Regions from separate parts of the Homo sapiens genome. Here region 2 is linked to region 1. The links are chromatin loops, found by intact Hi-C in ENCODE. Cell type or tissue: heart right ventricle. All regions are shown on one strand.

Region 1 (2,500 bases):
CAAGTTCTTTTCTTCTGTCTATACCTTTGGTCCTTAAGAACCAAAGCTTGCTACCTCCTAGCCCCTTTTCTGTTAAGAACTGCCATGCAGAAGTCTACATTCACACTGAGACTTCTTTCTTGAATTTGGAAAAAAAAAATCTGCTGGGTGCGATGGCTCACACCTGTAATCCCAGCGCTGTGGGAGGCTGAGAGGATTGCTTGATCCCATGAGTTTGAGACCAGCTTGGGCAACATAGTGAGACCCTGTCTCTACCAAAAAAAAAAAATTTTAAATAAGCCAGGTGCAGTGGCACACATCTGTAGTCCCAGCTCCTTGGGAAGCTGAAGCAGGAGATCCCTTGAGCCCAGGAGGTCGAGGCTGCAGTGAGCTGTAATCACACTACTGCACTTCAGCCTGGGCAGCAGAGTAAGACCCTGTCTCAAAGGAAAAAAAAAATCTCCACTGCCTGCTCCCCCAAATTGCAAAATGTTGTCTATTATATATGATTGCTGTAATAATGGAAATAAGCTGATTATTTAAGAAGAGAAATATTGACTCTCTGTAGGCATCTTTGTATTTTGGACACATTTACAAAGACATCTAGCTGTTCTAAAAGTGTGTGAAGAGTCTTCTTCACAAGGATGAGAAGGGTCCAGAGAAGGTGGAAGGACTGCCAGTCTGGGATAGTTGTAGAAATACAGGCAGGTAGAGGCCTGGCATTGCTCGCTAGCTACAGGGCCCAGGCCATGTGGCCCTGTGGGCAGACCATGGCAGTGTTTGAGCTGAGCATCAGAGCACACTGCACACAGAGGCCTGCAGTCATCAGGAACCAACATATGGAGCTGAAGTGTTCCCAGCAAGGGCCCTATCCACAGCCTTCACTTCACTCATTTTTCCTTTGGAACAGTGATCTATCAGACCCATTACCATGAAACCTGTCAGTGATAGGCGCCTGTGCGGAAGTGCAGGGGCGCTCAGCCTCTACTGGCTTTCTGTGTCGGCAGGGGCTGCTTCTCTGTGGCCTCTTTGCCAGCCTTCTCTGGTTGGCAAAGAGGCCAACCAGATCTCTTGGTTTTCCTGAGCTCTGCTCCTGCCTTTGCCTCCCCAGGAACCTGGTTTCTGACAAGCAGGACTCACTGGCTCAGTGTGCAGACTTTAGGAGCAGCCTGCCATCCCAGGACGCCATGCTGTGCTCAGGACCGTTAGCCATAATCCAGGGCCGCACCTCCAAGTACGTGACCTGAATGCCATGGCCACTGTCCTTAGTCCTGCCCTGGGGAAGTGCCTGGGTCAGTGCACGCACAGTCCCTGCCCAGGCCTGGTCTCCACCTGCCCTTCCCCTGTGCCCCAGGTGCTGGTCAGCACAGGCAGGCTGGGCAGGACGGACTAGGGGTGCTGAGGGTAGTGGTCCTGCATCAGGTAATATCTTGGGGTTGGGGGCAGCAATCACTGGCCCTGTCACTTCAGGGGCCCAGATGGCAGGTGCTGGGTGAGATACCCCAAGGGTGCCAGGAGGCACATGGCTGGGGCGTGGGGATGGGCAGACAACAGATCTGGCATCTGCCAACAGACTGGCTAGTGGACGGGAGGCCTTGGCAGCCCTGGTGCCTGCCTCCTGCCAGCTCCTTGCCTGTTGCACACGGGGGCAGTTCCTGACTCTGTGTAGTGCCTGCTGCCCCATCATGGAAACTCTCCTGGTCTCTGCAGCTCGGGAAGGCAGGCTGCCCGGCTCTTCTCCGTGCCTCATGTGGTGCAGCAAGAGACCACCCTGGCCTACCTAGAGAACCAGGTGGCAGCAGCACTCACCCTGCAGTCCAGCCACGAGTACCGCCATTGGCTCCTCGTCTACGCACGGTACCTCGTAAACGAAGGTGAGGCTCCTGGCAGCCCTGAGCAGCCTTCTCCTTCTGCCCCTCCATCCTCCCAGGCCTCACTTAGTCCCTGTGAAATCAGGGAAAAGATGTGATGGCCCAGCAGCCTCTACCTCCCAGCCTGAGCTGCAGTCAAGGCAGCTCAGCAGGCACCCAGCCCCTTATAGGCTCTGAGGCTCTGAATAGAGTGACCCTGAGGGTGTTCCCGCAGAGAAGCAGCAGGACAGGCAGCAGGACGGAGGAATAGATGCCTGGGTGGAAAGACATGGTCTGAAGGAGCAGATTCTATGTTCTGGCTCCTGCCCTGCACCACAACTTGGCAGTGCTGCTAATCAGTGAGGGCATCTTGTAGCAGTGGTTCTCTTCCTCCTCCCAGCCCTTCCTGCCCTGGACAGGCTTGCCTGATGTCCTGCACTTACTGAGGCCCTCCATTTCTGGCACTTCCCGCCAGAGCTCTCACTCTGCTGCCTCCCTTGCAGAAAGCCAGGTGTGCTGGAAGAGGTGGCTGCACTGTCCTCACAGTGACTCCAATAGCCTTACCAACTTTTCCTCCCACTTGAGTGCAGCCTTCAGGGTGCGGCATGGGGCAGGCCCTCCCAGAGCTCTCTCTGTGCAGCTTCCTGGGCTTTTTGCTTTATTTTTGTCAT
Region 2 (2,500 bases), 130 kb after region 1:
CCTTAAAAGGATTTTCCAGAAATCATGATACAGGACTTTCATGGAAACAGTTCTAATTAGGGCAGCATTTCTTCCTTTCTTCTTTTTTTCATTGTGGTAAAATATACATAACCAAATTTACCATTTTAACAACTTTTAAGTGTCTGATACAGTGGCATTAAGAACATTCACAATGCTATGCAGCCATTACCACTACATAGTTCCAGAACTTTTATTATCCCAGAGTAACTATGTAACTGTTAAGCAGTGACTCCTCATTTCCCAGCCCCTGACAACTGCCATTCTAATCTGTCTCTATTAATTTGGCTTTTCAAGATATTTCATATACATGGAACCACAAAATATTTGTCCTTTTACCTGGCTTTTTTCACTTAGCATATTATTTTCAAGGTTCATCCATGTTGTAGCATGTGTTAGAAACACCTTCATTTTTGAAACTGAGTAATAGTCCACCATGTGTATATATGACATGTGTTTATCCATTCATCCATTGATGAACATTTGGGTTGCTTCTACCTTTAGGCTATTGTGAATAATGCTGCTGTTAACATGGGTGTACAAAGATTTATTTGAGACCCTGCTTTAATTCTTTTGGGCATATATCCAGAAGTGGACTTGCTGGATCATGTCCTACAGTAATTCTATGTTTACCTTTTTGAGGAACCACCATACTGTATTCCAGGAGGCTGTACCATTTTATATTCTTCCCAGCAATGCTCAGCTGTTCCAATTTCTGTATATCCTTGCCAACACATCTTCCCTGTCTAAAATAATAATAATAGTAATCACCATCTTAATGGGCGTGCAGTGGTATCTCACTGTGGTGAGGCATCATTTGTTGGCCTGAAACTTGTGGGAGCAGGTATAATCAAATCACATGTCTGTGCTATTTTGGGTTAAATTTAGATATATATACAAGAAAGGGATTTAGAGGAGTTTATATCAAGCTGTTCACCACGGTACTAAGTGGATAAGATTGTACAAGTTCACTTTGTTCTTTACTTATCTCTTCTGATTTTTCTTTAATAATCACTTACTGTTTTTATAATTAGGAAACAACATATTAAGTATATTGTTCTGTTACCTCAATTTATTCAAATCTACAAGTTAGCTGCTAAGAAGTGGGTCATATTCCAACTCTAGGAAATAAAAGTACTGTTAATTTGCTGCTTGGGGTCTACTGGACTCTCATGACTTTGTGAGTGTATGTAACCGTTTCTGGTGAATGAGATTTGAAACACACCAAGCGTCACTCAGAAACTTGGCAGACAGACCCTAAGGAATGCCCAGACCCTAAAGGAGAAACAAGTAGTTGGGTGAGGTGCCAGCAGGCTCTGGCTTAGTGCCCCAGGACGCTGGCAGTCTTCTCTGGGCAGTAGGACTGCGTGATGGTTTCTACATTCTATAAAATACACTGTTGCTATGAGGAGAAAATGTTTGAAAACAAGAAGTAAAGATAAACCTGAAGGAAACAAAGGATAGGAGACTCAGGTAAGTGCTAGATGTTCTAAAGCCCTACTCTTAGTACTGTGTTTGATCGTCAACTCTGTGCATCACTCTGAAGTGGTCTGGTGTGTGACAGTGGCTGTGGTCACTCTGTGGCCATACCTGGTTGGTGATGCAGATCCTAGAAGGAATAAGAAAGAGTGTGCCAGGTGGCAGGGGAAGGCACCCAGGAGTGTAGCTTGTCAAGACCATCATTAGATACTGAGGGAGCACTCACTCAGCCATGCTGCAAGGCTGCTGTGTTGACCTATCCAGTCTTAGCCCAAAAATTACTTACTTCAAGAGAATATTTAGTGGCTGGGTGCAGTGGCTCGCGCCTATAACCCCAGCATTTTTGGAGGCCAAGGTGAGCAGAGCCCAGGAGTTTGAGACCAGCATGGACAACACGGCCAAACCCCATCTCTACAAAAAAATATAAAAATTAGCCAGGTGGGCCAGGTGCGGTGGCTCACACCTGTAATCCCAGCACTTTGGGAGGCCAAGGCGGGTGGATCACATGGTCAAGAGATCGAGACCAGCCTGGCCAACATGGTGAAACCCTGTCTTTACTAAAAATACAAAAATTAGCTGGGTGTGGTGGCGCATGCCTGTAGTCCCAGCTACTTGGGAGGCTGAGGCAGGAGAATCACTTGAACCCGTGAGACGGAGGTTGCAGTGAGCAGGGTGGGGTCATGCCACTGCATTGCAGCCTGGCAACAGAGCGAGACTCCATCTCAAAAAAAAAAAAAAAAAAAAGTAGCCAGGTGTGGTGGCATGTGCCTGTAATCCCAGCTGCTTGGGAGGCTGAAGTGGGAGGATTGCTTGAGCCTGGGAGGTCAAAGCAGCAGTGAGCCGAGATTGCACCACTGCACTCCATTCGCCTGGGCAACAGAGTGAGACCCTGTCTCAAAAAAAAAAAAAAAAAAAAGATTTTATGCCTCATCAAAATTGTTTCCAGGAGTGTTCATTGTTTTTTAAATGCAATCCCCAACTCCTAGTTCTGTATTTAGCCTAG

The links. A loop is a pair of places that touch in the nucleus more often than their neighbours do. Peaks named below come from ENCODE experiments on the same cell type or tissue, not always from the same donor. Only the 100,000 strongest peaks of a DNase experiment are listed, where the experiment ranks them.
Region 2: a loop joins it to region 1, with 2.2 times the contacts of the local background. A loop is called at or near these places in 3 of 110 quality-filtered maps.

What each region holds. Positions count from the first base shown.
Region 1 is chr22:19,352,709-19,355,208 of GRCh38, reverse strand. It overlaps HIRA (histone cell cycle regulator), which reads left to right. Exons shown (of 25, transcript NM_003325.4): 22 at 1,091-1,213; 23 at 1,690-1,853. Among named protein-coding and RNA genes, the nearest start is that of CLTCL1, 62 kb to the right of the region's middle. In heart right ventricle, no CTCF peak of the experiment used is centred here; a DNase peak (open chromatin) is centred at 1,558.
Region 2 is chr22:19,227,191-19,229,690 of GRCh38, reverse strand. All of the region lies in intron 11 of CLTCL1 (clathrin heavy chain like 1), which reads left to right. Among named protein-coding and RNA genes, the nearest start is that of SLC25A1, 50 kb to the right of the region's middle. In heart right ventricle, no CTCF peak of the experiment used is centred here; a DNase peak (open chromatin) is centred at 1,340.